4 separate regions of the Mus musculus genome follow, and regions 1, 2 and 3 are each linked to region 4. The links are chromatin loops, found by intact Hi-C in ENCODE. Cell type or tissue: left cerebral cortex. All regions are shown on one strand. Links, peaks and the distances in the headings refer to the core of each region. The heading gives the core; the rest is flanking DNA.

Region 1 (8,243 bases), core at 1,771-6,770, 170 kb before region 4:
TCTGTCTTTCATAGTCTCTGGTGAGAAATCTGGAGTAATTCTAATATGCCTGCCTTTATATATTACTTGACCTTTTCCCCTTCCTGTTTTTAATATTCTATCTTTATTTAGTGCATTTGTTGTTCTGATTATTATGTGTCAGTGGGAATTACTTTTCTGGTCCAGTCTATTTCGAGTATGTAGGCTTCTTGTATGTTCATGGGCATCTTTTTCTTTAGGCTTGGGAAGTTTCCTTCTATAATTTTGTTGAAGATATTTGCTGGCCCTTTAAATTGAAAAATCTTCATTCTCATCTACTCATATTATCTGTAGTTTTGGTCTTCTCATTGTGTCCTGGATTTTCTGGGTATTTTGAGTTAGGACCTTTTTGCATTTTGCATTTTGATTGTTGTGCCGATGTTCTCTATGGAATCTTCTGCATCTGAGATTCTCTCTTCCATCTCTTTTATTCTGTTGCTGATGCTCACATCTATGGTTCCTGCTTTATTTCCTAGGATTTCTATCTCCAGAGTTGTCTCTTTTTGGGTTTTCTTTATTCTTTCTACATCCCTTTGTAGATCTTAGATGGTTTTGTTCAATTCCATCACCTGTTTGGTTGTGTTTTCCTGTAATTCTTTTAGGGATTTTTCTGTTTCTTCTTTAAGGGCTTCTACTTGTTTAGCAGTGTTTTCCTGTAATTCTTTAAGAAATTTTTTTGTGCTTCCTCTTTAAGGCTTTCTACCTGTTTAGCCGTGTTCTCCTGTTTCTTTAAGTGAGTTATTAATTCCCTTCTTAAAATCCTCTACCAGCATCATGAGATATGATTTTAAATCTGAATCTTGCTTTTCGGGTGTGTTGGGGTATACAGGACTCGCTGAGGTGAGATTGCTAGGTTCTAATGATGGTGAGCGGTCTTGGTTTCTGTTAGTAAGATTCTTATGTTTGCCGTTCCTCATCTGGTAATCTCTAATGTTAATTGTTATAGCTGTCTCTGGCTGGACCTTGTTTCTCCTGTGATTCTGTTAGCCTCTGTCAGCACTCCTGAGAGTCCAACTCTCTCATGAGTCTCAATGGTCAGATTACTTTCTGCAGGCCACCTCTCCTCTGATGGGAAAGGAGCACAGATGTCTGGAGCTCAGATCTGCTTTCTGGCTGAAGATGAAGGCCTGAAATGGGGCCTGTCCCAGAAGCTGTGTTGCTTCTGCAGTCCACATGCTCTCCTGCACAGACTGGGCTCTCATGATTATATTTTCTTAATTGCTATAGGAAAATGTTATTCTAGAAAAAGTGAAATTGTAATGAAATCCAGAAGACAAAAAAATACTGTCACCAGAGATACTCTGAGGTGTCTTATTTTGGGCAAAGTCAAGGAACCAATATACATTTCTTCAGCTGCCAGAGATACTGCTTCTGGCCAAGAATGAATCCTTGCAGAGGTATCATTGAATGCCCTACCAAGGGGTACTCATCTCTAAGTAGAAATGCCTTTGATGTCTGGTTGAATAATGAAATTTGAAAGGTTCATTTACATAACTAATATTGATGGAGTCATGACATATTTTAAAGCTATCCTTCATGTCTTTTCATCTACAAAGCAAGCAGCCTGGGTTCTAAACGCTAAGAAGTAGCGGGAATAGTAGAGTGATACCTGTAGACTCCCACAGACTCCCAGGCACTCTCTGAAATGACTGAACTACTATTTTCTGCACTATAGGATCATCAAGAATAAGAGGAGGGTTTCTGTCTGTGCCCTGGAGCTGACCCTGTGCCACAGCACTCCATACCCAAATTCCACTGGAAAAGAGGTGGTCTCCGAGGAGTGCTAACACACAGGCTTACAGGAGGGACAAGCCACAGTCAGAGACAGCAAGACCAGCTGACAAGAGATAACAAGATGGCGAGAGGCAAGTGCAAGAACATAAGCAACAGAAACCAAGGCTGCTTAGCATCATCAGAACCCAGTTTTCCCACCACAGCAAGCCCCGGATACCCAACACACCAGAAAAGCAAGACTATGATTTAAAATCACATCTCATGATGATAATAGAGGATGTTAAGAAAGACAAAATATCTCCCTTAAAGAAATACAGGAGAACACAGGTAAACAGTTAGAAGCCCTTAAAGAAAAAACACAAAATTCCCTTAAAGAATTACAGGAAAACACAATCAAACGGGTGAAGGAATTGAACAAAACCATCCAGGATCTAAAAATGGAAATAGAAACAATAGAGAAATCACAAAGGGAGACAACTCTGGAGATAGAAAACCTAGGAAGGAGATCAGGAGTTATGGATGCAACCATCACCAACATAATATAAGCGATAGAAGAGGGAATCCCAGTTGCAGAAGATAGTATAAAAATCATTGACAGAACAGTCAAAGAAAATGCAAAATGCAAAAACTCCTAACCCCAAATCCAGGAAATCCAGGACATAATGAGAAGACCAAACCTAAGGATGATAGGTATAGGAGAGAGTGAAGATTCCCATCTTACAGGGCCAGTAAATCTCTTCAGCAAAACAATAGAAGAAAACTTCCCAGGCTGGTTAGATGGATCAGCAGGTAAGAGCACTAACTGCTCTTCTGAAGGTCCTGAGTTCAAATCCCAGCAAGCACATAGTGGCTCACAACCACCCATAATAAGATCTGATGCCCTCTTCTGGTGTGTCTGAAGACAGCTACAGTGTAGTTATTTATAGTAATAATTAAATATTTGGACCAGAGCGAGCAGGGACTGAGCAGAGCTGATTGGAGTGAGCAGGGACTACCAGAGAGAGCAGGGTCTATCGGAGCAAGCAGGGTAGACCTGATTGAGCAGAGGTCCTAAATTCCATTCCCAACAACCAGATGAAGGCTCACAACTTTCTCTATCTGTACAGCTACAGTGTGTACTCATATACTTAAAATAAATAAATAAATAAATAAATCTTTAAAAAATAGGAACATGAAAAGATAATGTAGTATCCTTTAAAAAAAAGGAAATTGAGCAGAGGTGTAAATTGATAGGGAACTTGGGGTAACAGCCAGAAAGTCCCAGATGCCAGGGAAGCAAGAGCCCCACAGTGATGACATTAGCTGAAATACCCCACAAAGGTGAGGGAGAACCATATCCAGAGGTTAGGTGTGGCCCTCTATTTAAAGAATGGGGCCACCCATCCATCTCCAAAATTTTAACCCAGAATTCCTCCTGTCTAAAGTAAATATAGGGACAAAGAGTAGAACAGAGACTGAAGGAAAGGCCATCCAGACACTGCCTCATCTGGGTATCCATCCCACATGCAGACCCAGACACTGTTGCTAATAAGATCCGGATACAGTTATCTTCTGAGAGGCTCTGCCAGATCCTGATCAATACAGATGAAGATGCTTTCAGCCAACCATCGGACTGAGCAAAGGGACCCCAATGAAGGAATTAAGGAAAGGACTGAAGGAACTAATGGACCCTTACCTGGCATCAATGGGAGTGGAGGCCCTTGGTCCTGTGAAGGCTTGATGTCCCAGTACAGAGGAATGCTAGGGTGGTGAGGCAGGAGTGCGTAGGTGGGTAGGGGAGCAACCTCATAGAAGCAGGTAATGGGGGCATGGGATAGGGGGTTTGCAGAGGGGAAACCAGGAAAAAGGAAAACATTTGAAATGTAAACAAATAAAGTATCCAATTTAAAAAATATACAAATGTTAGTGTCTATGTTATGAATTGTGTAAAATTTTATATCTATATTGTTTACTCAATTTTGTCAAAGCACTATAAATAAAAAAAAAAGGAGAGGAGGCATGGCAGAAGATGTTCTAAATTATTAGCTTAATATGGACACATTTAAAAGTGATATGGAGAGATGGCTCAGCGGTTAAGAGCACTGACTGTTCTTCCATAGGTCCTGAGTTCAATTCTCAGGAACCACATGGTGGCTCACAACCATGTGTAATGGGATCTGTTGCCCTCTTGTGGTGTGTCTGAAGACAGCTACAGTGTACTCACATACATGAAATAAATAAATAAATCTTTTTTTTTTTTTTTTTAAAGTAGCTATTTAAAAAAAATGAAAATGATCTGGAGCTTTTAATTGTATGAAGGGATTCACGGACTTACATATGTCAGTGCCTGGTGTCACAGTCCTACATTTCACCATACTGAAAGGCCACCTGTTTCCTTCCATGTGACTGCCCCAAGTGTCTGGCTGCCTAGAAGAGATAGCTGCCTTGATATCTGCTCCTCTAGTCACATCTACCCCTTAGGACTTAGCATACATGACTTTTGTCTCTTACTTCCCCCTTTTCTGTCCCTTGGTGAGAAAAAGGAGTTCCCTAATTTTTTGCCTTTGTCTTCTTCAGGCTGTAGTGACTTCTGTCCCTACTCTGTGGGCTATTCCTGAAACCTTCAGCTTTAACTGAGAGCTGCATTACCATGAACCCCTTTAAGTTCAGAAAATTCAGTGTTCTAGAGAACATTTTCAAGGAAGAAATGGCAGTTAGTGTTTTTGAACAGTTAGCTTTGTTGATTTAAATCTTTTCAAGAGAATTAAATGATTGATTATACATGATAATGAGAGATATACAAGATTCATTCCCATATGCTATTATTTTACTGATACCACTATTTAATTTTGATATTGCACAGGATGTGCCAACAACCATTTTATAAGTGAGTTGTGATTTTGCTTGGATGACCCTTTCAATGGTAAAACTCATTAGCCACAATAGTACCTGGCAGTTTAACTATCCCAAGATTTCTGAATACAATGGTTTCTCTACCTAGACAATCATGAATAAATTACAAATGCAACATGGCACCACCCTGAAGGAATTCTAGCTTCATACTGTTGTGAAAGTTGACCAAGATGGCTTCAGAATATACTAAGTTTATAGAGTACATAAAAAAATAACACATTTATTCAGCATCATGATAACACTACTACATTTAGTAATCAACAGCATAGATGAAAGGGTCTAGAATAAACCCTTTGTTGGAATTCTTTAACTTACCACCAAATGGAAACTAATATAGCCTGTCATACAATTCACAAATACAGCCCTGGAGGTGTTTTGTTCATACACATGAATACATGTCTTCTTTATAGCAGCTAGGCTCTGCCACAGTGGTGCATGGCTGAGTTCACAAACCTGTTTCAACCTGTAGCTCTGCTGTCACTCTCTGGCTCTCTTCTTTTGCTAAGCTTTGTTTCCTGGCAGTAATTAGAACCTCCTGCCACCATTACAGGGCAGCTAGAGCTGGAACTATCATAGCCACCTTAGTTTAGCAAAGTACTGGCTTCCACCTCAGTAAGGGCCGATAGCTCCTGTCTTCAAAGATTCTTCCCTTCATTGGTCCAAACACTGCAGACTTTGTGCTATAATTGTCAAATTGTGATTACTTCTATCATTACTAGATCCATTATAGTCATCCCTTCTGCTGACAGACATATGCACCACAACCATGGATGCCACCAAAGCCACCATGACAAGTGAACTTTCCTCCTTGACCAAAGTTGTCATTGCCACAAAAAAACAAAAAACAAACAAACATATTGGTGATGTTTTTCAGTGTCTTCTTTAAGACAACCAATAAAGATAATTTTCACAGTTAAGAGGTCACCTAGACTCTGAGAATCTTCTCTTTGGTTCCACAACTTCCCATCCACCTTGTGTATCTTACATTCACAGATACTTCCTCTGCAGTGGCATACTAGACTCTCCCCGCCCCTCAGTGCTTGGTTCTATATGCTCAAAATGGCTCTTCAGTTGCTCATTAGTTGTTTCAAACTCAGCCTTTCTTCAAGAGCATCAGCAGCTGTCCTGGCTTCTTGGAAGACTGATTTAGACATTGTGGCTGTAGATAAGAGCCTTCAGAGATACTTCTGCAGCCAAACTGAGAGGCAGAGAGCATTACCTTAGATTTTAATTCTGGCTTATTCAAAGATTTGCTTGGTCAGCACAATTTTAGGGCACTTCTTCCTAGTTCTTGTCTTGATTTCTTAGCTTTTTGTTCCTCATAGGATTCTGGGGACCTGCTGCTGATCTGGGGAGAGTTAAGTATTTTGTTGAATAGCTATTCATCTTTAACTAGGTGCTATTTAGTTCCTCAGCTTGACTCCATAATTTATGGTTCTTAAGATAGCTATCTGCTTTTCTTCAAAAACAAAACAAGCAATGACCCATACTTTTCTTGATTACTTACTCGAAGCCACATACTATACTGTATGCTAATACATAAAAAGAAATACAAATGACTTGCTGGACTGGCTTACTGCTTATGGATCATGAAAAATAATACTCAAATAATTACAATAGAATAGCACATGAACATTTGGTAAAGTCTAGGGCATGAGTATGCACATTTATTCTTATCACTCAGGTGTGCAGGAGGCTGAGATAGGAGTTTTGTAAGCCTGGGCTATATAGCAAGACCCTGTCTCAAAGACCAACCAAATGAAGCTATTACTCCATACAATATAATTTTTTTTATTCTTGAGTTTTGCTGGAGATTTTTAAGTGCTGAACAGAACTTCTCCTATTTTTATATTCTTTGATGGTCTTGGAATAACACATGTACATATGCTCAGCCAATCTAATGCTCTTGTCTATAGTTCTATAGTCTAGATTGAAGGAAGAATCTAAATAAAGGCTATTGAGAAATATTTTAGAGACTGTGCCATCAGTACTGAGTCTAGAAAGTATATGGTGTGTGGTGTGAGTGTAGTGTGCACACACACATTTCGTTTGAAATCAAGAAACTTGATATAAGTGTTAGTAAGCAAGAGCCAACAGATCCCTAAGGAGAGGGAGAAAATTCCAGGCTGGGGGCAGAACAGTGAAAATTCTATTAGAATTACCCACAGGATTCTGACAACCCTGGTCATAAAGTGGGTTACTGCCATGGTCACCTATGAGCAATTGTGCACTGAGGAGTAGGGAGGAGAATGTCTGTCTGAGGTTTTGCTGTAGTGCCTGGCAGTAAAAAGATTTAATTAGGAGAAAACTATGTACTCAGAAGTGTGGTTGCTTGCATATTTCATAATCAGACAGAGACCCTTTTTATGTGTGAGGGTAATATGAGAAGAGGAGTGTGGCAATTTCAGAGCACTAAAGGACTATGATAAATGAATACACTCAGTGATTAGACAATAGTGAGTTTGATTCTTTTTGGGAATCATATGGGCCAAGAACATGGACCATAATTTATGAATTCTGTTCAGGTATGATACATTTTTAGCCATCCTTCCTGCATACTAGAACTTAGTTCACAATAAGTCAGAGAAGAAACCATGGTAAATGTTTCTCTGGAGGGTCTGATCTGTGGGTAGAACATGGAGAGGCAGACTCAGCTACGTGTTTGAAGGCTCTTCAGCTCTGTTTCTATGTTAATCCAGTTCCCCTTGGTCTTAGCTCTGCCACGTGAACCACTTTATTGCTACCTGTTTCAGTCTTTAAACCTGTGAAGAGGGTAAAACCAGAAAGAAGAAGCTGCCATGACCAAGGATTATGGACTTTGGTTCCCTTAGACCATTTGTTTCTGGAAAGTAGATGAGAAAACAAGTTCTGTTGGGTTGCTTCCCAACTGAGGAATCTAAATTTTATTCAGACAATTTGTTGACATCTCTTTTGGAATCAGTGTACTTTCAACAGCTGAGAATCAGACTAATTTTTGGTTTGATAAATCTGAAGGGAACATAAAAGGAGCTGGCTTCAATAGCAGCTCGCATCAAATTAATGTGCTAAAATACTTTTAAGGAGGAGGAACTTAAGGACCTAGGAAGCCTTATCATGTTTAAAGCTAATTGTGTCCTTTCCATCTGCTGCAGAAAGGAATAAAGGACCCCCCTTTTGAGAAATAATCTAGGACTGGAGCCCTAGATCATTCAAAAGCTTTCAGAGCCAGAGGGATAATGAACAATCTGTCATTGAAATTGGATCTTTGATTTCAAAGTCAGGTCAAGATGTGGGGTTTGAAGAGGTTCCATAGGGACCTTTAATCTCAGCAAGCAAAGTGTGCATGCTTGGGCATGTTCTGTGCAAGGTAGCTGTTGCTTTTTTTTGGCCAGATTGCTGAGGAAGAGAAGCACTATCTGACATTTAATATCTTCTCAGTGTGCTTGTGTCCCCAGCAGCACTGTCGTGAAAATGCTTAGGAGGTTTGTTTTATGGATGAGCAAAATAAAGCAAGAGAGATTAAGAAACATGTCCAACAAAGTGGATGAATTGGTGGAATTAGAGGGCAGCGCTGTTGAGTAAAAAAACACATTCTGTATGTTCTTACTAACATGTGGATG
Region 2 (8,243 bases), core at 1,048-6,047, 300 kb before region 4:
TGGCCTAGGCTGCATCAGGCCTCAGCTGGTTTGAGTCAGTGCTGACTTGACATTCACAGGCATCACAGATATGCTGTCCTATATATTTGGAGTGACAGACATAGTGGTTGGAGGAGCTTGATGGTGGTATAGTGGCTAAGGTGTTTTTTCTGCAGTTGCTTATCTGAAAATTGGAACCTTTTGCTTGGGCTGCAGTGTTGTGGACCACCAGAAGAAGGGAGACATGTTAGTATTTCTCAGAATTCTAGGCATAAGGCCTGACTCCAGGGGGCTTTCTCAACACATCAGGTATGACTGTTTACCACAGAAATTAAGTGGAAGGGCGGGAGGTATCATAGGAATTTAATACACCAGGAGGGTTGCATGGCTCAGGCTTGTCTTCAGGACTGTGACATAAACTGTAGATTAATTAATTAATTAATTAAACAATATTCATTAACAATGGGCATGGTAGTGCATTCCTGTGAGCCTAGCAACTTGGAGGATGAGGTGGATGTTAGCTGTGAATTCAGAGCAGCACACAGGCTATCATGTGTGGCGGTGATCCTTGTGCAATTAAAAAAGTAATTAAAATTTTTATTTTATTTTATTTTATTTATTTGTGTACTACCAGCTTGTCTTAGACCTACTAGCCACACAAGTAATGACATAGATACCTATTAATTTTGAATGCTTGTCTGTAGCTTAGGCTTTTTCTCAATTGACTCTTATACTTAAAATTTTACCATTTAGACTAATCTGCATTCTGCATTCTGATTAACTCCTGAGTATGGGCAACTGCTTCTTCCTTCATGTCTGGTGGCAAATCACCTGCCTTTGACTCTTTCCCAGAGTTCCTAACTCTGCATGGAAGTCTCACTTGTCCTTTCCTTCTTTGTTATAGGCTGTTCAGCTCTCTATTGACCAATAAAATGGTGATGGAGACTATGATTACAGAACTCTGAGACAAGTGATGCTTCATAAAAATAACAATACCAAAGCTAGGTAGGTAGTTAGATCTCTGTCAGTACAGAAATCAGCATTTGAATAATACAATCTTTACACAGAACACAGAAAAAATCACCCGACATTTATGTGTGTGTTTGTGTGTGACACACAAAGACTGTCAGTTCCCCTGAAGCTGAAAGTTTCAGGCAGTTGAGAGCTGCACAATGTGGGTGCTGGGAACCACATTCAGGCCATCTAGAAGAGTAGCAAGCATTCTTAACCCATGGATCATCTCTCCAGTACTGAACTCTAGACTTTATAGGGGGGGGACAAGAAGTACAGTCAAGGAGTCTTGTCAAACAGTGATCTGGTTGGTCGTGATCTCAATTCTGGCCACATGGTTTTATCAGTGCCAAAAATTGTTGCTACTTGGCGGTTAGAGGGGCATCTCCTTCTGATACCCACAGTTAAGGGCCATAATCACTTGACAGGGTGTTACCTACTGCCCCTTGATCCTATCAGATGGTTACTCCTGATTAGGAGAACAGTATCGTTTTGGAGAGACCTGTTTAGAAGACTGGTCAGCTCCTGGAAGAGGTAATGACAGTGGACTTCTCGGTGCCACCTGTAGGAGTGCAGAACAGGATGTAAAAGCTGGTAGTTGATAACATCTTAGTTACTCTAATCTTGGTGTCTTCAACCATGAAGGTAGATAGTATATTGGCAGCTTCAAATGACTCTCCTTTAAATGGTTGACAGTAGGATATGGGCCTATCCTTGGGCTTTGAGAGTGAGTCAGGAATCTCATGTGAATTTATAAGGCTATACATACAAGCAGATGAATACTAAATGAAGGTAGAATGTCAAGCTTATTCCTCATTTTAGTTACCAAGAAGGCATCTATAGGCCCAAATGAAGAGTTAGTACTTTTAGCAGGATTTTTAGCAGAAATAGCCTTTAAGTCTCTTTTGTAGACTGTGTGTGTGTGTGTTTGTACACATGTGCACACGCGCGCATGCATGTAAAGGCCAGAAGTTGGGGGTCTTCTGTGGTTGCTTTCTGTCTCAGTCACTGTTTGATTTCTGTAAGGAGACACAGTAACTGTTAAATATGAAAGTGCTGCACAGACACCACCACTCACACATGCAATTGGCAAGAGTGTTTTTATTTTGTGAAAGCAAGAACCCTGCATGCAGCGGTTAGACACTTACAAAAGTGGTGAAGACAAAAGCATGCAGGTCTTTTTATAGGGAGCAGGAGGATTTTAGCTAGGGTTAGGTAATCTAAAACTTTATTGGTGGAAGCCAGAGATGTTACATGGGTCAGTTTACATGGCTTGTGTCCAGGTGGTCAATGAACAGCATTCCTGTGTCATGGGTGTTTAATCACAGGATGAAATACCTAAACCATATAAGGCTGTCCAGCACAGATGGGTCATCCTGAGATAAGATAGTTTACCATTCTTGTGGTTATCTTCAGGCTTTTTTCTTTTTTTCTTTTCTTTTTTTTTTTTGGGTGGGGGATTTTATGGTCTTGTCCCTAGAATTTATGGTCTGTTTCTGGAGCTGGAACTGGGGGGGTTGGGAGTGGCATTTATGGTCAGTTCCTGGAATGGATGATTTTCCTTTTGAAGTCAGGCCTGGTCCTAAAATGAAGTTTATGACATCATGTTAGTAACACTGACAAACCTTATAAAAGAAAGCATTTAATTGGAGCTGGCTTACATTTTCAAAAGTTTAGTCCATTATCATCATGGTGGGGATGACTGCACAAAGGTAGACATGGTGTTGGAGAAGTAGCTGAGAGTTCTACATCTGGATCTATAGGCAGTATGAAAGAGAAAGCCACTGGGCCTGACTTGGGCTTTTGAAACTTCAAAGCCCACATCTTCCCCCAATCCCCTAGTGGCACACTTTCTCTAACTAGGCCACACCTTCTTCAACAGGGCTACAACTCCTAATCACTTTCAAGTAGTATACTCCCTGATGAGCAAACAATCGAATATATGAGCCTATGGGGGCCATTCTTTTTCAAACTACCACAGTCTCCTCTATTATTCTTTTCTGAGACAATCTCTCACTGAATTTGGAACTCACCAACTGGTTAGACTGGTGGCCAGTGAGCTAGTGACCTGGACATTCTTTATTACAAGTATGTATCCTAATGGCTTGCAGTAGGCCATTCAGAATGGGCACTGCTCAGGGAATCCCCAAGTCCTTCCCACTCCATGGATTTTGCGCTTGAGGATCCATTTGCTTTTTTAGTGCTGGGATCAAACACATTCTCTACTTTGGGGGCTATGCCCTGTCTAGATGTCACGAGTCTTGGTGTGGTCTAGACAGGGCTGCTTTACAAACTCATGGGTGCTAAGGTGAACTGTTGTCTAGAAGGTCCTCAATTGTATTACTGCTGCCCCTGGGGCAGGGGCTGGGGTGGGGGTGAGGGTGAGGGAGGGGGTTGGGTTGCATTTGGCCTGGATACTTTCCATTCCACAGAGATGTGAAAAAGGAGGCTTCCTGAGTTAAATGTCTAACCCCAAAGTCCTCATTCTTTGGATGTTGCTATTATTCGTTGCCTGCAAGGAGGTATTGATTGCTTTATGTAGACGTAGGCAGAGCTTAGTATTTGAAATATTAGGTGGCCTCAGCTTCCTCTCTGTGTGCCTGTTCTTGTTCCTCTGAAAACATCTCCTTCTACTTCTAGTTTTGGTTCTGGTCTTCCTTCTCTTCTTCATTTGAATCTTTGTTTTCGAGAACAAATTCAGGCTGTGCATGGTGGTGCATGCCTACAGTCTCAGCACTTAGGCTATGGTAGGATGATTGTCAATTTGAAGCCAGCCTGGGCTACATAGCAAGCCCCAGGCAGCTCGAGGTATAAGACCCTCTCTTAGGACAGACAGACAGACAAGCTCCTCATTAGACACAAAAAATAACAAACAAAAGGGAATACAAAATTCAAATGAACCTTTAGTAAAACTCTTCTACGTCAGGCTTTTCCTCGGATTCCCGAAGACACCGCACCACACTGGTTCGTAGCTTACTGTGTTAGGTGGAGTAGCCGCACCACACTGGTTCGTAGCTTACTGTGTTAGGTGGAGTAGCCGCACCACACTGGTTCGTAGCTTACTGTGTTAGGTGGAGTAGGACTGAAACTGTTACTTAACTGCAACTTCCTGATTTTTCTGACTGTCCACTCCATCTGGCCAGTACTGCACACACAGGGCACTTTGGTCAGGAGCCAGCAGAGGGCAGCAGAGGTTCCTTGTTTCAGCTCTGCTTTTTGCTTTGTGCCAGCACTCCTGAGCATCCCCTTTCCTGGCTCAGCCCCCCTCTATTATTTCTCCATTAATATTTAAGGTCAAATCTCAGAACATCTCCCCCGCTCTTACTGGTGTGGAACCTGCCTGGCTATTTAAAATGGAAGCTAATCTAGAGGAGTTAGTTTTGAAACTAAAGGGTTATTAAATCTGAAGATTTCCTACCATGATGGGAATAGCATAGTTCACGTGCTCCATTCCTTAAATGACGGTGATGGGATAGCTGCTGAGACTTGTTAGGGTGGTTGCGCATCTTGAAGACTGAACATCCTTTGTCATCTCAGGGGACTCTCACTCACACTCAGGGGATATCTAACTTCAAAGTGTCAAACCAGTTCCAGCTACATCATATTTATAGGGCCAAGAACAAGAGGAATACCCTTTACTGCCAAATTATTAAGAGTTTAAAACTAGTAACTTTTTTTATTAGATATTTTCTTTATTTACATTTCAAATGTTATCCTGCAACTTCCCTATACCTTCCCCCTGCCCTGCTCCCCTACCCACTTCTTGGCCCTGGCGTTCCCCTGTACTGGTGCATATAAAGTTTGCAAGACCAAGGGGCCTTTCTTCCCAATGATGGCCGACTAGGCCATCTTCTGCTACAGATGCAGCTAGAGACATGAGCTCTGGGGGTACTGGTTAGTTCATATTGTTGTTTCACCTATAGGGTTGCAGACCCCTTCAGCTCCTTGGGTACTTTCTCTAGCTCCTCCACTGGGGGCCCTGTGTTCCATCCTATAGGTGACTGTGAGCGTCCACTTCTGTACTTGCCAGGCACTGGCATAGCCTCACTCAAGACAGCTATATCAGGGTCCTTTCAGCAAAATCTTGCTGGTATATGCAATAGTGTCTGGGTTTGGTGGCTGATTATGGGATGGATCCCCGGGTAGGGTAGTCTCTGGATGGTCCATCCTTTTGTCTTAGCTCCAAACTTTGTCTCTGTAACTCCTTCCATGGGTGTTTTGTTCCCTATTCTAAGGAGGAATGAAGTATCCACACTTTGGTCTTCCTTCTTCTTGATTTTCTTATGTTTTGAAAATTGTATCTAACCAGTAACTGATAGCATCAAACTAAGTACAGGATGCTTCTGAGCTTGTGAAGCCAGCCCTGTCCCAAATTTCATGGGATAGGCTCTTCTTTTTCCTAGACTATGGATTTAATACAAGGGCTTCCCATATCAGGAACCAGGATCCCAAAGAGTGAGAAGACACTTGATAGAAGTGAGATTTTATCTGACAGATGGGTGGTACGTGCTGTTTTAGGCTCTGGCAATTACAGAGAAAACAGAATGAAGTCCCTGCTTTTCATGGGGCTTGCACTCCATTCAGTAGGACAACATGCATGGACGCGAACTCCTGCTTACAGCGTGCCTGCCCGATGGTGGCAAGTGATCTTGAGGAAGGGGAACAAAGCAGGGAGGATAAGGATATGGTTCCAATGTGGGACAGAGAGGCTTGAGATTTTGCTCGAGGTTGTTAGGAAAGGCCACATGGATAAAATAGGAGAAAAGGGAGTGAGGGGTTTGAGGGGTGATCATCAAGGCGGAGTTGGTGGCCAGTACAAAGGTCCTGTGGTTTCTGTTTGAAGGTGGTGTGGTTGGCAGGAGGGATCTGGAGCTGAGAGGATGGATGAGGAGAGGGAGGCCAGATCCTAAAAATGAGGACGTTGGCTTTGGCCCCAGATGAGAATTTATAACAGAAGAAGGCCCAGATCTCACGTTAAGTAAAGAGCTGCTTCTGGTGACCAGAGGCTTGGAGACATCACATCAAGAGCAGATTTGTTGGAAGGGCTCAGGCAAGCATACACGGCTTTGACCAAACTGTTCCTGGTAGAGGCAACGAGACAGATTCTAGAAAAGCTGCACGCCTCAGAGGGCAGGTTCTGGGTCACTCTAGTCTCTCTATAATTGTATTGTGAAACTCGTTCTCCAGTATATGGAGGTACTAATTAGTATACATTTAATGAATCACCAGTCATCAAGTGAATGAATATACATAACAATAGGCTTTTGTATAATAGCTTTCTTTTTTTTTCAATTTTTATTAGATATTTTCTTCATCTACATTCCAAATGCTATCCCAAAAATCTCCTATACCCTCCCCCTACCCTGCTCCCCTACCCACACACTCCCACTTCTTGGCCTTGGTGTTCCCCTATACTGGGGCATATAAAGTTTGCAAGACCAAGGGGCCTCTCTTCCCAATGATGGCCAACTAGGCCATCTTCTGCTACATATGCAGCTAGAGACACGAGCTCTGGGGGTACTGGTTAGTTCATATTGTTATTCCACCTATAGGGTTGCAGATCCCTTCAGCTCCTTGGGTACTTTCTCTAGTTCCTCCATTGGGGGCCCTGTGTTCCATCCAGTAGATGACTGTGAGCATCCACTTTCTTAAGACACTAGGTGAGCAGGGTGCCATGCCTGCAAGCTTTGGAGGCAGAGCTGCAAGGTTCTGGTTCAAGAGTTTCACACCGAAGATGAACCCCAGGAGATGAAGCAGAAGACATGTAAGGATGTGGTCTCCTCCATTTCGAACTTCCTCATCTCCGAGGCCTTGCTGTGAGTCACTCCATATATCTTAGGGACAGCACAGCATATGAGGATTGAGAGTCACATGGATATATGACATGAAGAATGTGGTGACAGTTTCTCCTCCTGTCTGCAGATGAATTGGTCTAGAAAACGGAAAGACTCAATAAATGGATGTAAAAACTCTACTTGTTAAGAACAAGTTGGGCTTTGAAAAGTGATCTCCATAGCTCAAATATAAAACAATTATGGAAGTGCAAAACAATGTCTTGAGGTGTTAGGCCCATGATATCCACCTCTGTGAGTGTTGATAGAATTGTAAATAATGTTGAAATGGTATCATCTCAGTGGTCATTTCTTTTTACAGCTCCTGTACAAAGTGTATTGTGAAGAATCTGTTTGGAAGTCAGCATGCACCCAGAGTGAAATTTAAGCATCAGTCTATATTTTTAATAAGCATTCTGATAAAAAAAGATATATAACACACTTAGAGTAAAGAAAGAATTCTTTGACAGTATTTTGTTGTATTTATTCTCAACTAACTTCTATTAAATCTGTAATAACATTTAAGGCCATTTTACATTAAACAAATTCTGGTTTTTTTTATTAGATACTTAAAAAATTTTTTTATTACGTATGTTCCTCAATTACATTTCCAATGCTATCCCAAAAGTCCCCCCCACACCCCCCCCCACTCCCCTACCCACCCATTCCCATTTTTTGGCCCTGGTGTTCCCCTGTACTGGGGCATATAAAGTTTGCCTGACCAATGGGCCTCTCTTTCCAGTGATGGCCGACTAGGCCATCTTTTGATACATATGCAGCTAGAGTCAAGAGCTCTGGGGTACTGGTTAGTTCATAATGTTGTTCCACCGATAGGGTTGCAGATCTCTTTAGCTCCTTGGATACTTTCTCTAGCTCCTCCATTGGGGGCCCTGTGATCCATCCAATAGTTGACTGTGAGCATCCACTTCTGTGTTTGCTAGGCCCCGGCCTAGTCTCACAAGGGACAGCTATATCACGGTCCTTGCAACAAAGGCTTGCTAGTGTATGCAATGGTGTCATCGTTTGAAGGCTAATTATGGGATGGATCCCTGGATATGGCAGTCTCTAGATGGTCCATCCTTTTGTCTCAGGTCCAAACTTTGTCTCTGTAACTCCTTCTGTGGGTGATTGTTTCCAATTCTTAGAAGGAGCAAAGTGTCCACACTTTGGTCTTCGTTCTTCTTCAGTTTCATGTGTTTTATATACATTTCAAATGCTATCCTGACAGTTCCCTATACCCTCCCCCCACCCTGCTCCCCTACCCACCCATTCCCAATTCTTGGCCCTGGCATTCCCCTGTACTGGGGCATATAAAGTGTGCAATACCAAGGGGCCTCAATTCCCAGTGATGGCCAACTAGGCCATCATCTGCTACATATGCAACTAGAGACACGAGCTCTCGGGGTACTAGTTAGTTCATAC
Region 3 (8,243 bases), core at 1,059-6,058, 110 kb before region 4:
CTCTCACGGGCTGAGCAGCCTCTTGAACTCAGGGACCCCAGGGAGTACTCTCATGTAAAAGGGAAAGGACACAGACTGACAGTTCCTGAGGGCTACCAGGCTGGCTTGTGGCTGAGAATACTGCTCTCAAGTTTCCTGTGAGCAGGAGGACTGACCAAGGTCTGTTATGTGTTATACTCTTGCAGAGTCCCCAGGGCCAGTTGAAAAGGCAGGGCTCTGCAAGGGGATAACACCCAATGGCAGAGTAACTATTCTTTAGGCACCAAGCACTGTGTATCAAAAAGTCAGATGTTGGGGACCAATTTCCAGTTTCTTCTAACTTCATGGGTGGCAAAGAAACCAGTGCACATCTTTGAATAAAAAGCTGGCTAAGAGTACAGTTTTTGAAAACTTTAACTTTGGACTCTGGTGACTTCTGGTACCAGCATGATTGGAACAGATAAGAAAGACTCCAGTTTAGGTGTGTCGGAGATCCCCCAACTAACAAGCTAAGTTAGCATAGGATAAATGGACATGAAAAAGAGGGGCTCATGGGTGATATGTAGAGGAACCAATGGTTTCTGCTTGGAGGTTTAGTGGCTGATAATGCTGTTAATTTGGGAAGCCAGCTCTTACAAACTCTATGAGACAGGCTTCAAAAACAGAATTTGGTTACAAATTCTAGTTGAGTTACTTGCCATTTTGTAGGCAAAGCACTCTATGCTGTCTTGACTGTTTTTAATTAGTAAAATCTGGAATGAAAATGGCTAATTCATGTTAGTTATTGCCATGAATAAGGCAGTCAATCATTCATAGAGCATTTGTGGTAGGCCAGCCAGTAGTTGGGAACTGGTAACGACTACATAGGGTGTAATTCCTACCATTTGTGGGGTTGTAAAAGGAGCTGGGCCTGCAGAGGATGGGGCATTTCAAGTTAGGCTTGGGAGGAGGGCTCAGGGTGGAGTTAGGTTGGTGTGGTGTCAATTCAGGGTCTTCTGTGTTTTAGAAGAATAGCTCTTTGAAGCACAGATAGGAGTTAGGCTGTAAACAGTTTCAAACTTTTTCACATAGGTACAAACGACAAACATGAATATGACTGATAGACCTTGTTTTTCCCTTTTATTTTAACAATAGCTACTATCTTGAAAAGAGGGGATTAGACTGCAATGACACATTTACTTAGCATGAAGAATTCAACACTGGTATCCAGGCTTTCCCCAACTTTTTGCTTCCCGAGTATTTGGGGGTTTTGGTCTTATACTTGTTGCCTCTGTTGCTTCTTGGTTGCAAGATCATGGTCATAGCATAATGTATCACATCTACATTCAAGATGGAAGAGGGCAAAGGAAAAGGAGAGGAAGCATAAGGAGAGTGAATCTGAAGGATATGAGAATGGTCTAGCACCATTGGCTTCTCTGATAGCCACTTTTCTTTCATCCAAGAAACAAAATGTTTTCCAGAAGATCCAACTGAGCTGACCAGAATCAGATCACATGATCCTGGCCCTCACATTAAGTGTGGGAAGTCAATTTATCTGGTAAGAATACCAGGATTATCCAGTGATGGTTCCCTACCACACAGAGATATTCCAGCAATTGAAATTCTATCAACCTTCCAGTGGTAGCCTCTGTAGATCAGTGGACTTCAAAAACACGAAGAGAGTGGCTATTTTCTAGGGGAAAAGAACTGAAAGGTCATTAAGGAAGAGGAAATTAAGACACTTTTGGTTTCCCATGGCCTGAAGGAGCTCTGATTCTCCTTTTTTCAACTTCTTCCTCTATCATTAGGTAAGTTAGGAAATTTCTCCAAGTAGATGACAATTGAAAAATACTGGTGTTGGTACCTTTAGCAGGAAGCTCAAATGCAAGGGAAGCTAAGAGTCCAGGAAGGAGACCATCACCCAGTCCACCTGGAGCAGGAAGGGGCATGTTCATGGAGATTAGCAGATGGTTCTTTGATGTCCATGCTCCTCCTTATTAAGAAAAATTTTCTAGAACCTTTACAATTCAGTAGAAGTTAAACAGCAATAGCTATCCATAGAAGTTTGATTTCCAAATTTCTTGTTATAAAATGAATTTAAAAAATCATGCGTTTGTGATTTGTGATGTCAGCTTCAGGGATTTAAAAATAGGTTATTATAATAATTGCAAATATATCTATAGTATATAGATTTTTCTTTCCTTAAGAAAAGCAGAAATGGGCTGGTGAGATGGCTCAGCAGGTAAGAGCACCCGACTGCTCTTCCAAAGGTCCTGAGTTCAAATCCCAGCAACCACATGGTGGCTCACAACCATCCATAACAAGATCTGACTCCCTCTTCTGGTGTGTCTGAAGACAGCTACAGTGTACTTACACATAATCAATAAATAAATCTTAAAAAAAAAGAAAAGCAGAAAGTCTGGATATGGTGGCGTATGCTTTTAATCACTGCACTTCAGATACAGAGGAGTCAATGCAGACCTCTGTGTGTTTGAGTGCAGCTTGGTCTACACAGTGAGTTCTAGGACAGCCAGGACTACAAAGTAAGACCCTGCCTTAAACAAATAAACTAACAACCAACAAAACAAAATACAGAAGGAAACACAATGAAAATAATCTCAAAAACTACAGTGGAGACACTGGAGACAGACGGTGGTGACAGCTAGGAACAACATGAAAATACCAAGAGACTTGCTTACAGGAACAGGAAGACTGCTTTGTAACAAGCAGAACAAATAAAGCACTTAAAAAATACATGTTCCCATGCTAGATTCACTACACGTCAGGATCCTGTGCACAGTGTTCTTGTATATCCAATGACATTCCATCTAGTTGGCATGTCTCACAGCCAGTTCAGATCCATGTCTAAAGCTGACTTCAGTGTCTTCGGTTCACTGGAGGTCACTTGCTCGTCCCCTCCTTCTCTTGTAGTTAAGGGCACCAGAAAGTCCAGCTGCTCAGGCCAGGGATGCCGTTCTTGTGAATCTTTCTTTTCCTTACTCTCCACACCAGATCACTCAACACAATGATTGAATTCCCTCCACTTTAGTCGGCCCATTTCTCTTCACCCCATAGTTGCCAGTGCGAAATAAATAAGGAACCAGGATCTGTTACCTCTGAAATAAACTTCTAGTATTCATTATGCTGTCTAACCAGCTTAAGTGTAATGTCTTATCAGAGTGCTGAGAAACCATTGGTGCAGCCATGGTGGATGGTCTGCTGGCCTTATTAGATATAGGAACAAGTTGCTTACCAAACCAATTGCACAAAATTACTCAGCCACAACTTTGAGAAGTGGGAGCAAATGGCATCTCAACAGTTCTTTTGTAAATCTCAAGATATCTTTCTCTCCCATAAGTCAACACCCTTTCTCCATGTAGCATAGAGGCACTGACAATGAAAACCAGAACTAGACAGTAGGATCCTCAAAGTATGTTATGGAAAAATTGCTACTTTGCAGGAGCTTGAGGATCCAAGGGCAGAATTGTTTTATGCATTAATCAGCTAGTTAATGCTATATATGTGTGGCATTGTCTCAGACAATAGGGCATAAGATATAAAGTCTCTGCCTGTTTCTCTTAGAAATGCAGTTTTGGGTAGAGATAGAAAACCAGACAATTTCTAAACAGAGTTGAGGACCAACAGGGTACAGGGTTCTCTGAGGAAGGGATTCTCTACAGCAGTGGAGAACTATGATAAGGAAAGCTGCCTGGCACGGTTTAGTAGAGATGTGAGTTCCAAGTCTAGCCCTCTTCAGAGCCTTTTCTTTTTCCGCTAAGGATATAATCAATATGGCGTGCACTAGATTTTAATAATATCATGTGAATTTCTGTAGTCACTACTCAGAATGAGTATCTTTTCATGTTTATTTACCCCATTCTTTTCTGCACATGGCCCATACAACAAACTGTGGAAAAACTCAGGCCCGAAAGAAAAGACTCTGATGCAGCCTGTCTTTGCTCCGTGAAAAACTGTCTTCTCAAGTCCTACACACATCTTTGGGAAAAAATAAGGTGCAGGATGTTTTCTCAAACGCAGACTTGCTTCCTGTCGGTGTCTGCCTGGCCGTGGGGCTTCCTTTTCTAGGCCAGTGGTCACTGGGGGAGGTCAGGAGGATGTGATGGAATTTGTACATGCAAACCCCATAGTTGTCATGAATGATGTTTTGTTTCCCTTAAAAAGCAGTCAAAAGCAAGGGAGAAAATCTATACAGATGGATAGAGGGAGTTGTGTGTAGGCTAAGGAATGTGAGAACTCTCTGGTAAAAGCAACAGATCTGAGTGTACAGATCTTAGAAGGATGAGGTACAACATCTTATCTGGTTTGACAGAAATGTCCATAGAAAACTACTATATGTGTTTGAGAACGACTTATTCATGTACCAATGGAATATGCATCACTGTCCACCTCAGATATTAATATCATGTTTCATCAACACCAAAGACTCAACCTCCCTGATTAGCCTGGCAGTCAAAGGGGGCTCTAGCTATGCCTGGTATTTTAACCACTTAGTGGCCAGAGAACAGAATTCAAGCTGCCTGAAACAGAGAATAGAGTGCATCCAGGATGTGAAACTTGGGTACGTTGCTGTGAGTCTTGGGTTTGCAACTTGGCAGCTGTGTATTCTAAAGCAGTCCTGTCTATCTTCTGAGCCGTGGTGTTCTTTTATGGAAGCAGGAGAAAATTATTAGCTCATTAAGTTACTGTAAGCATTTAACACTATGTTGCTATATATGTCTGCTTTTTAGTCTTTTCTCTTATTGTATCATTCATGCAGCTATACTTGTGCACCCCTTTGGGTTGTGGCACCTTTATCAAACCTCCATCTCTAAAAATATTTACATTAACATCCATAACACTATCAAAACTACAGTTATGAAGCAGCACCAGAAATACTTTTTTTGGTTGGGAGGTCACCACAACATAAGGAACTGCATTAAAAGGTCACAGCATAGGGAAGGTTGAGGACCACTGTGCATCCACATCTCCGAGGGGACTGTTAGAAATGAGAAATTCTAAGCCAGGGTTTGCAGTTGGCTAATGGCAGGCACTCTGAAGGTTGAGGTAGGAGGATCACACATTCAAGCCTGCCCTGACTATAGGACAAGTTCAGGGCCAGGTGAGCTATATATTGATGTCTGTCTCAAAATAGAGGGCTGCAAGACAGCTCACAGTAGCACACTTGCCAAGCATGTGTTAGATCCTGGGTTCAATCTCTAGTATCAAACAAAATAAAACAAAAACAAGAGGAAAAATATTAAAGTTCTTGGACTTGCTCTTTAGAAACTATGCCAGAAAAGTATGCAAGGAAGTATTTCTACCTCCAAGCATTATTAAAGTTTGAAAATCACTTGAGAGTGTGTTTTCACACTTGTATTCAATGTAATATGGTGGAAGAAAAAAAACTGTCGGTGTTTTAATGATATAAAAGTTATTTAAAGTTTCAGTAGATTTTTCTTCTGCTGGTTTCTTTAAAATAATGAAACAAGTTCAAAGCAGAATTTGTTTCCTGTTAGTTCGCAAAGACAAGCCCAGGAGTGTGGCTAACACTGGGCTGAAGATAACCTCTCTGATACTCTACACTGAGCAGTAGTATATATGGCTTTTAACCATTTTCTTGATGGTAGAGGTTATAAATGAATGGTTGCTATGCTCCACATCATTAGATGATCTAACATCATCTTTTGTCTATGCTATTTCTGATTAAATAGATTCTAATTTTTATTTAAAGCCACCACCATTTGCCTGTGTTCACAACAATTATGTCTAAAAACTAGGCTTGTTAATATTTGCTGAATATCAATGGTAATGCTGAGGCCCCATGCACCAGCTCATTCCCATAATCAAGCCTCACCAGTAGGCAGAGCTTTACCGAGATCTTTCATCATTTACCTTGGCTATATCATTTTATTGTTCAGTTTGTGCAACAGGCATTAATGAGTAGGTGCACTCAGTCTGAGAAGTCTTCAGCATTGCTGAACACTCCTAAGCCTCTCATGTGAGATGCATCAACAGCACAAACGCACCTTCTGAGCCATTGCTTTGCATTTTGTGTGCCACTAGCCTTTGCAAAGAAACACATTGATTTGTACACACATATTCCATACACAGAAGACATCCCTTCAGGCAGGAATTGAATAATTGAATTAAATGAATACTTGATGGCAAAGTAAAAATTACTAAAACAAAAAAGGTATTTGTTAAAATGAGTCCATATACATACATACATACTTATTTTCCCTTTGTTGCAAGGAGTAAACTGAAATTTTGATTAAGAACAAACAAACAATAACAACAACAAAAACCAAACCCATTCAGGTTCTAATTCCATAGACACCAAAGTAATTCTTGGGTCCAATGACTGGCCCAGCTTGGGATCCATCTCATGGCGGGGGGGTTGGGGGTACCAAGGTCTGACACTACTTTGCTGTGATGTGCTTACAGATGGGAGCCCAGCATGGCTGTCCTCTGAGAGGCCCTACCAGCAACTGACTGAGACAGAAGCAGATACTTACACCCAACCATTGGACTGAAGCCTGAGACCCCTCTGGTTGAATTAGGGGAAGGATTGAAGAAGCTGAAAAGGAGAGCGACCCTATAGGAGACAAGCAGACTCAACTATCCCAGGCCCCAGGGAGCTTCCAAAGAAGCTCCCTGACTGAGCCAGCAGCCTGGAGAATACATGGACGGGTCTGAAGTCCCTGGTACATATGTAGCAGAGCTCTACCTGGTCTGGCCTTAGAGGGAAAACATGTGCTTAATCCTCGAGACTTGAGGACGCAGGGGAAAGCGAGGCCTGGTGGGGTCGGGGAGCACCCTCTTGTAGGCAAGGGGGATAAGGAACTGTGAGGGGGGGTCTCTGTGGGGGGGGGCAACAACTGGAATGTAAATTTAAAAAAGTCTTGTAAGAGACACAGCTTGATGGGAACAGAAGAAGCTGGTATACTATGGGAAGGCTTGAAGAAAAATAAATACTTGGCATCTGAGAAAAAAGGAGGCCAACAAGTCTGAACTCATGACCTGTCTCTCCTTCCCTCTTTTTCATGTGGTGTGTGTGTGCGCGCGTGCGAGGCTACAGGTCATAATGAAGTTGCTTCTACTTTCTCCTCATTCATTTATTTATTTATTTATTTATTTATTTATTTATTTATTTTTAAAGACAAGCTCCTTAACTTAACCCAGAACTCTGCATTTTGGCTAGACTGAATGGCCAGAGGGTCTCTAGGACTCTCCTGTCTGTCCCCATTCCCAGACATAAGTCTCCAGGCTTAGCTTTTGTGTGGGTACTGGGGATTCAAACTTAGGTCTTTAGGTTTTTGTGGCACTTTACCCACTGAGTAATCTCCTTTACCCAACTTCTTACACCTCTCTATTTGAAGTAATAGTCTCATTTATCTGACCTATTTGTCAAACTGCATTGCATGCAACTGGCCTGGGAGACACATAAGGTACTATGGTTAGGAACAATGCAGAACTGAGGTTTTTCAGGTTTGCAGTGAGCACACAGCAGGGGTATAATGTCTGAAAAGTAGGGAGGTGTATCAAGAAGGTTGGAGTACCTCCTTGGTAACATGTATTCTTTAGGTCATCAATACAAAAATAGATGTATTGTTAATAGTTTGGACAAAGCAATATACTATGTTATGCTAGGATAGTCAGCTTATTTTTAAAGAAAACAATGGGCAAGTTTACCACAAAATAGGGGAAGATTACATTGCACAGATATTTTAATAGAAGAAAATCAAACCACCAAGTAAGGAAATACTGACGAAAGGACAGTGTACATGAGGAATGAAACATATGCCATATGCATCATTGCAAATCAGAGTGTCTTAGTACTGCCTATTATGGCGATAAAACTTCATGGCCAAGGCAACGTACAGAAAAAAAAAGCTTATTTTGTGCTTACAGTTTCAGAGAGTTAGAGTCCATGACCATTGTGGGCAATAGGTAGGTACTCATTGCACTGAGGCAGTAGCTGGTCCACATTGATACACAAATGTAATTCAGAGAGAGAGAGAGAGAGAGAGAGAGAGAGAGAGAGAGAGAGAGAGAGAGAGAGAGAGGGGAAGGAGAGGAAGGAGAGGAGAGGAGAGGAGAGGAGAGGAGAGGAGAGGAGAGGAGAGGAGAGGAGAGGAGAGGAGAGGAGAGGAGAAGAGAAGAGAAGAGAAGAGAAGAGAAGAGAAGAGAAGAGAAGAGAAGAGAAGAGAAGAGAGGGAGAGAGGGAGAGAGGGAGAGAGGGAGAGATGGAGAGAGAGGGAGAGGGAGAGGGAGAGGGAGAGGGA
Region 4 (8,243 bases), core at 1,714-6,713:
ACAAAGAAATCTCTAGTGAAATAAAGTGCGAGTTCTCACATGGAATTATTCCTTCCTTCCCTGCTGTCACTAAAAATATGTAGGAAGGGAGGCAGAATTAAGCTAACTCAGGAATAGAGAAGCTGCTATTCCTACTTGGACTAAAACCTCTGAATGAATTAATTGTATCTGTTTAGGCCATTGTTTTTAAATTATCGATTTTCTGATAAAAGGTGTTAACAGAAGGAAAACCAGTAAACTGACCAGCAAAGAGTAAGCATTCAAAAGTGACTTACATGTTTAACATTTTTTCTTGATTATAGCATACCAGGGTCTTGTTTGTTTGTTTGTTTGTTTTGTTTAAACTTTCAAAGTTGGTTTAAAACAGAAGGCAGATTATTCAGTTACTTGGAGATATATTTGGCCTTGTGCAAACAACAAAGACACATCGGCTTTTCTGTGCTCTCATGTTCTGATTACTAAGCATAACAAATACCCTAAAGTCACCAAGTTTCATTTAATGAGTTTTAACTTTTAAAGAAAGTCTATATTGTAATTAAACTACAATAAAATAAGTCTATCTTATAATCTTTAAAATAAGGGCTTTAAAATGATCATATTAAAAAAAAAACAACTAAATTTTTACGGTTGAACACAGTATTTTGTTATATCAGAGCTAAGGCTTCCAATAAAATCCAGAAACAATATTTGTAAGGCTGTCAACCAAGGCATATTGTGGTTCTGAAGAGTAAATGGCCCTGTTAAACTATCAAGGCACTCAGGGCTCAGCCCAAAGAAAAGTACTAAGATCTCCCCCCTCCCACCCCCCCCCCCCAATCCATGAGAACCATATCCTTATTTATACTGCAGGGCCAAATGGTATTAAAAAAAAAAAAAGCAAATCCTACCATTCTGCTGTTTTGCATTTGAAACACAGCCCAAGTGTTCTGAGCAAGTGAAGTGTACAAATTGTATAAGCTTTTATATAAGCAATAGCATAACGGAATTTCAGTGGGCTGGAGAAACTTTTAATTGGATCCCTTTAATATCCTCCAACTCTGAAGCAGCTTAATTTCAAAAGGTGACATCCTATAATCCTTTTCAATTAAATATGACTATGTTTATTATCAGAAAATAGTCTTTGCCCAAACATAGCCCTATTCATCTCTCCCAGCTTTGTCTTTAAAAAAATTAATCAACTTTTGACCCCTGTTTCACTAATGTATGCTTTCTTAGCGGAAAAAAAAAAAAATGAACCCGTTCCTATAACATACAGAAATTATAAGGCAAACATTGTTAAATCACAACCAGGCTTACTTTTTAGGCCACACCCCTAATGTATATCCAGGATATAGCATACTCTTTAACCTTTTTAAATATTTAATGGAAACTCCGTCCATTTTTCCTAAAGCATTTTCTCAAGATCTCCAGGTCAGCAAAGATTACAGTTCTTCTGATTCAAAAGTACTTTAAGGAGCCAAGTGAAAGTTAGGGAGAAAATTAGGAATGCCGCTTGCTTTGGGCAGTTGCTCTGCTGCCTGTAACTAGGACTCTAGAAAATACACCCTCAATAAGGTCCAATTCCCCAACATCCTACTTATGGGGTTCTGGCTTCTATCTTTAGGCTAACTGGAGGGCCAGAAGCGAAATACGAGACTCTACGTGAAACCAAACCGCGCGGCGGTCAGCACCGACCGGCAGCCACACAGCTCAAGACGTCCCTCTAACTCCTCCGGAGTGGCGATTTCAAACCCGGCCTGGAGAGGGAGGGATCAGGAATGTAATGTGACAGGCTCAAGTGACAGTGTCCTCTCTCCTGCCCAGCCCTCCCGGGGCAGCGCGGCTCTGGGCCCCGGCCAGGTACCTGCACGCCTAACTCCCGGGGTATGGACAGCCTACCCGCCCGGGGAGCCGCAGACACTTGCGACCCAGCCGCGAGACCAAGTGGTCTCCCTCGAAATGGGGAGGAGGGCGAGAGGGAGGGTAGACTCCCCAGATGTTTTGGCGGGTTTCCGGACACGTGCGTCTCGCGTCCTCCCCACGTCCCCGAAGCCAGGGAAGAGCCCACCGCGTCAGCCCTCGGAGACTCCCGAGATGCCGCTCACCTCCATCCCCGTAGGTCTCCACGCCGTACCCGTCCTGCAGCCCGTTACTCCAGGTCCCCTCGTAGCGGGCGGGGGTGCACAAGCTCTGCCGGACCCCGTAGCGCCCCTTGAAACCATGTGACCACTCCCCCCGGTACATCCACTTGCCCTTCGTCTCCACCCCCAGCCCGTGCCGCTTGCCCTGCGCCCAGTAGCCCTGGTAGGTGTTGCCGCTGGGCCAGGTGTAGACTCCAACCACCTCGAAGCCGTGCGACCAGGAGCCAGAGTACTCGCCCTGGCCCTTGGGCCCCGTGCAGATGCCATGCCCGTGCGCCTTGCCCTCCTCCCAGCCGCCGCAGTAGGTGCCGCCATCGTCGAAGTCGAACCTTCCGCCCGTCATTCGGGGGGCAGCCCCGGCGCGCTCCTCGTGGGGGCACAAACGTGGGCAGAGCTGGGCACCGCAGGGTGTAGCTCCGGGGTAGGGGCCCGTCGGGCGAGCTCACGACTGCGCCCCGGGCAGCTCGCACCGCCGATCGGCTCCAGTCCGACGCCGCCCCCGTCTTCCCCTCCTCTTTCGCCGTCGCCACCGCCGCCTCTCTCCCTCCTCCTTCGCCGCCGCCCCGGCCAGCGCCGCGCGCGAGAGGACAGCCCAGTCTCCAGAGCGGACTTTCAGCTGCTCCCACCCGCCCACGTGAGCCGGGCACCGCCCCGCGCCCGCCCCTAGTCCCCTCCCTGGGCGCGGAGGCCCGGCCCCATGACACGCCCGCCCGCACGCCCGCCCGCCGGGCCCTGCCCCCAGCCCGCGGAGCCGAGCTTCTCCTCCGGCTGCTTGGCGCGCGAGCTCTGGGCACGTGTGTGTCTGCGGAGTGGGCTGTGACTGGGAGGGCCAGTGTACTCTGAGACGTGAGACGGTCAAGCCTGCGGATAAAGGTGCGGCTGCCTGTGCTGGGGACCTGCTCTTTGCTGCTGGAACCTCCAGCTTTTCAATTGTGTTTAGTCTTCTACAAGTGAGGCCACCTGTGTGATAGAGTGACAACTCTTGTGTAGGTGGGTGGTGGTGGTGGTGGTGGTGGTGGTGGTGGTGGTGGTGGTGGTGGTGGTGGTGGTGGTGGTGTGTGTCTGCATAGGGTTTGTAGTTGCATTTTTTCCCCCAGCATTCCAACTTGAGCTCTGTTGGATTTGTCATGCGCAGCTGTCATCATGAATTAATATGCTCCAAATATATGTCTGCATGTGATAAATCTGTGGCAGCCTAGATATAATTGTGCAGAATGTTCTTTTACACCTACCCATTTCAGGGCACATGTGTTTGCATTTCTTTTCATGAAGATTCCAAGAGAGGCAATGCAGTTTGAAAGAGCATGGGCATGAGTTGTTTGGGTTTTATTTGTAGAAGTGATGGGCTTTGTAGCTGGCATTGCAGGAACACAGGGCATTGTCTTTTACATTCCAGCCTGTTCCCTCATCTGTTCTCAGCTTTAGAAATGCTACATCCTGGAGCTGTGCACCCAAACAGGCTTAGTCTGTATGTATTGCTTGAGTGCCTGGAATGCACACCTGGGACCTCTCCACTGTCGCCCACTGTTTAGAAAAGAAAACACAGTTTTCAAGGAGAAATATGGTAAGTAAAGCACTCTGCTAATGTAACAAAGAAGCCATGAACTTCTAAACACAGGACAGGTGTCAGCTGATGCACTCTCCTGCAGCAGCACTCACTGCCTTGTTGAACTCACTTCAGATACCTCCTCTAAACTTTATCTCCATTTTCTCAATGGAAATACCCTCCCCTTTCTGTGTTGGGGAAAGACTTGGTGTATTTCGATGGTAGTACCCGTAAAGTCAAGAATTGCTAACAGGATAGTTGAATCACATACTACAGCCTCTTTTAGGAGTGGCATTGATCTCTCCTTGCCTTCACAGTGCCAGTGGAGGAAGTCTTTTCCCCAGGTCACAAGCCAGGGTCTCAGAAGGACTCTCAGATTGTGCATTCCTGCTGTTCCCCAGGCTGAGAGGACAAAACAGGTGAGCACTTGGGCCTCTCACTAGGTGGCTGATAATCAGATAAAAACCCTAAAGGACAACTGTCAAAAGGAGAGCAAGAGAAAAGGATTCTTTCCTGAGCATAATTCCTTCTCTCAGAACTGGAGCTGTCCTTTCCTGCTTATCTGTGTAAATGACAGAAAGGAAAAACGAAGACAAAACAAAACCAACAGAAAACCCCCAAAACCCCAACTCTGTTTACACTGAGCCAAATCACCAAAAAGAATTAGAACCCCTCGCCCATGGCACTGCTTGTGAAGTGCCAGGAATAGTGCTTACCCTAGTGGCCTGAAGTAATCAGGCATCTTGCTCAGCATCCCTTTCTGCACTGGGGATTGATTTAGGCCACTGGGAAAATGAGGACCCAGGGCTTTGCAGCTGAGCCACAACTCTTTTTCTCAGTCACAGGAAACACTGGCATTGGGGGCTCACACAGCATCAAGTCCCACTTGTTCTGAGGGTTTGGTCCGATAGGAAAAGAAGAGCTGCTCAAACTGATATTTCTTTTCTTTGTCTTTCAAGTGGTGTTCTTCCCAGAGGCAGCACTTGTGCTTTGTCTTTTTGTTGGGTTTTGTTTTGGGACCTACTTCTAGTGTTAGGATCCCAGTGTTCTTTAAGAGTTTTTTTTTTTTTTTTTTTTCCCTTGAAGTATTTGTCTTCCTCCCCAATTCTCTAAAACTGAGGGCTTTCAAGGAGTACACTAGACATCACAATTTTCTGGCTTCTGCAAAAGCTACCTAGTCATTCATGGTACAGGGAAAGTAATGGTAAAGTCTGCATTTACCATCTGGGCGGGGTATGGAGGTTTGTGTAGGATAACACACAGCTCTTCTGCCTAACCTTCCTTAGAAAGAACCTTAAGTAAAATTGAGAACCGTGCAGTAAATACGAGCTGTTTAATTTCAACAAAACTTAATTCTAGCCTAACTGCGACTGACTCCTACGGGAGAAAGTTAGTAATGAACTTTTACTGGCTCCTGAACAGTTTTTCAACCAATGAAGAGCATGAGCCCATATTTCTATTTACCTCATGCTACCACAAAGAGATGCCTCCTCATCCCATAGCCGTGTATATAAACGTAAAGATTGAGGTTTGGTGGCCATGCTAGGAGAGCAGAGGGCAGAGCAAGAGGTGCAGAGCAAGTAGATCCTGGCAGTGGAATACTGTTGTAATTTCAGAGTCAGGGTTAGTAATGTCCTTATGTTCCCTCTCTCTCTGAACCTTTGCCCTGGATAAGGGGGAGTTGAATTTAGCTTTAAGACTGGATTAGTAAGAAGAGAATGTGAATGTTGGTGTGACAGGTGGAATGGGGGAGGTCAGTAAAGCCCAGGGGCCAACAATTAGCAGCTTCTTTTCCTTTGTACACAAAACCCAGCCATTACTAGTTTCTCTTCTAAAACATTTTTTATAATAAACAGTAAGCTGGTGCAGTGTATGTCCAGTTCATATGTTGGTAAGGATGTTTTGCTTACAATTTAATGATGTTATTTTTTAGTGATATGATTCTATTAGAATTACTGAGAGTTTTAATAAAAAGTTTATAGATGACAAAAAGGCTGAAGTATGAGTGTTTATTGTTTCAGGAACATGAATTAAGAGCATAAAGACATATATAGAATTAAAGTGAATCACATAATTCAAAATGAACATTATTAGCTTGATTTGTAAAGAAATCCAAATGATTCATTTGTGATAAGTGTTCATGAAATTTAAGTAAATTTTAAATTTAATTAATTTTGAAAAATTAGAGATCTAAGCTTTTTAGATAGCATGAAATCAGAAGAATACCAAAGTCAGTGTTCTTCAAATTGTTTGTTTAGTGTAATTACTGCACACCAGTAAGCTTTTTAAATCTCATTTTTCTGTACTACTGATTGAACCCAGGGCTTGGTGTATGCTAGGTAAGCACTCTACTTCTGAATATATCCCCAGCCCTTCTTTATTTTTTCTTTGAAGAAGGATATTGGTGAGTTGAGTGTCTTGGCCTGGATCATTAAATTCTCCTGCCTTACCATCCTCCCACAAGTGTGTGGATTATAGCTTTGTGCCAACAACGTGTCTTCAGTCTTTTAATACTGTTTTTATTGGAGAGTACTTTGAAAGACCTCAGGTGGAAGGAAACAACCTGGGTGTGAAGTAAGGAGGGGTGGTAGAGATGAGTTTTATTTCTTGTTTGGCTAAATGATTTATAATGCCACTGTGTAGAATTTGAAGAACAAATTATAGTTAATTAGAGGAGTTGGTTATGATTTACTCATGTTGGAGTGGAAGATCCCTAATTCATGCAAATACACCAAAACTGAGGTAGCTTAGGGGTAGTGTGCTTGCCTAAGATACATGAGGCTCTGGGTTTAGATCCCTGCACTGCAAACAAAACACAGAAATACACACCAGGACACAGTAGGCACTCGGTACTGAAAGTCAGTAAATAAATTTTTTTTTCTCATTTTCAATAGTGCTTCCTTTTGAGACTCAAATTATTCACTCATGCCTTCAGAGGCCTACTCTTGTCAGCATCTTTAGGTCACTGCCTTGTGTTCTAAAAGGAAAAGTAGCTATTCCACAACTCCTCATCTGTGTGCTGTCCCCTGCCATTGTCTTGTACAGTATCATCCTAGCATCTGAGTATCTCTTACGTTCTGCAGTATCATGACTTTCACTTCCTCAGACACAACATTAACCTAGGTATAGGCCAGTTCTGATAACTGGAACTGTTTTACTCAGTGACAACATTCCTTCATCTTTTCCACTGTCCCCTAAGAAACCAGGGGCTCTTATCAAAGGTTCCACTTCTTGAGTCCTGTCTACCTAGTAGCCTTTGTAATCATTTCCACCTCACTGCTGCTGGCATTCAGTTGCTTTTTCACAGTAGCTTCTTGTAAGCTTTGATTTTTCAAAAACTACTTTAATAAAGGTTCTTAAACACTTCCATCTCCCTTCTAGCCCATGAGGGAAGGATAGAAGAAGGTTTACAGGAAAAGAGGATCATGGGCCTGCTTAGTAGTAGTTAGTTCTTGGGGACATTGCCATTCATTGTCAGGATATCAACTGTCCAGCCCAAAACATCAAACACAAATCAGTAGCAACAGACCAGTCCAATGGCAAACATCAAACATGAATCAGTAGCAGCTTGATCCAGAAGAAACCTCGAGGCTCTGCCTAATCAGCAAGTCAGTGGACGTGGCAAGAAGCAGCTGGAATACCACGAGGAAGTTCCTTGACATGTTTCTCTCTATCAAGTCACAACAAGTGAAGATCAGTGAAGACCAGCAAAACGTTGAAAGGCGAACCAATGCAAGAGTGTCTCATTGTGGGATTATATTTATTTTCTTTCTAAAACATCATGTGCCCTCTGTGTCTGTTTCAGTAAAACATATGTCCTCTCACAAGACAGCCTCCAGAAAAACACCATGTGTCTGTTCTCAGCAAAACATCCCCTCACATGTCTGCTTCCACAAAATATCATCTCGTAAGACAGTTTCCAGAAAAACATCACATGATAAAACTAAGTTGTTAGAGAAACCAGAAAATTCCACTTTAGCCTCTGATACATTTGTCTGTGCATCTTCCATCCTGAGCCACCATTTTCTATCCCTTGTTCTTGGAAGCCCCTTGTGGACACTATCACACCATTTAATTATTGCTACCACAGATTGTGGTTGTGAGCCTTTTGCACAGCTCCTAGGCCAGGTGGTAGATCTATTCCTGGCCAGCTCCATTTGTATGTCACTGTCCTCCAGCCCCTCTCAGTCATAACACTCCTCACTTGAACAAAAAACCTTTAAAGGTGACGTGTCTTTAAAAGTTAGTATCTGTATTAGCTTTCTGTTAGATTTGGGCCACACTTACCTGGCTCTTTTGCCTTTGTGCCTGTAGTGAGGTAGTGCATGGGAGGAGAGGGAAATGTGATGGAGGAGACCTGTTACCTCATGGTACTGGGAAGGAAAGAGGAAAGGCCATTATTCCCCTTGGGGGCCTAATTACTCCTCGAACCCCATCTCCCAGACACAGAGAAAAGAGATTCTTTTTCCCCTCTAAGGCATCAGTCATTCATTCCCACCACGTGCCCTAGTTTCTTCCTCCTAGCCAGACTAGATTCTCTGGTGTCCTCTGTATCTTGTTTGTTTGTTTTCCCTTCC

Evidence for each region. Hi-C counts contacts between places; a loop is a spot of excess contacts. Peaks named below come from ENCODE experiments on the same cell type or tissue, not always from the same donor. Only the 100,000 strongest peaks of a DNase experiment are listed, where the experiment ranks them.
Region 1: it touches region 4 in a loop (2.2-fold over the local background); 5 of 42 quality-filtered maps call a loop at or near these places.
Region 2: a loop joins it to region 4, with 2.3 times the contacts of the local background. A loop is called at or near these places in 3 of 42 quality-filtered maps.
Region 3: a loop joins it to region 4, with 3 times the contacts of the local background. A loop is called at or near these places in 6 of 42 quality-filtered maps.

Annotation. Positions count from the first base shown.
Region 1 is chr1:16,922,804-16,931,046 of GRCm38, forward strand. No RefSeq gene overlaps it. Among named protein-coding and RNA genes, the nearest start is that of Gm46085, 170 kb to the right of the region's middle. In left cerebral cortex, for the core only: a CTCF peak has its summit at 3,910 (motif pointing left); a DNase peak (open chromatin) is centred at 6,631.
Region 2 is chr1:16,794,348-16,802,590 of GRCm38, forward strand. No RefSeq gene overlaps it. Among named protein-coding and RNA genes, the nearest start is that of Ly96, 110 kb to the left of the region's middle. In left cerebral cortex, for the core only: a CTCF peak has its summit at 4,170 (motif pointing right); a DNase peak (open chromatin) is centred at 4,166.
Region 3 is chr1:16,983,598-16,991,840 of GRCm38, forward strand. It overlaps a transcript of Jph1 not described here. Among named protein-coding and RNA genes, the nearest start is that of Gm46085, 110 kb to the right of the region's middle. In left cerebral cortex, for the core only: no CTCF peak of the experiment used is centred there; a DNase peak (open chromatin) is centred at 4,141; H3K27ac peaks cover 1,551 bases.
Region 4 is chr1:17,095,142-17,103,384 of GRCm38, forward strand. It overlaps Jph1 (junctophilin 1), which reads right to left and starts at 2,748. Exons shown (of 5, transcript NM_020604.2): 1 at 2,085-2,748. The coding sequence starts at 2,463. Gm46085 (a long non-coding RNA gene) reads left to right here and starts at 2,692. Exons shown (of 3, transcript XR_001778833.2): 1 at 2,692-3,110; 2 at 3,540-3,684; 3 at 3,984-5,652. Gm31982 (a long non-coding RNA gene) reads right to left here. Exons shown (of 4, transcript XR_865203.2): 3 at 7,954-8,039; 4 at 3,432-3,644. In left cerebral cortex, for the core only: a CTCF peak has its summit at 4,366; DNase peaks (open chromatin) are centred at 1,769, 2,799 and 3,325; H3K4me3 peaks cover 1,380 bases; H3K27ac peaks cover 1,674 bases.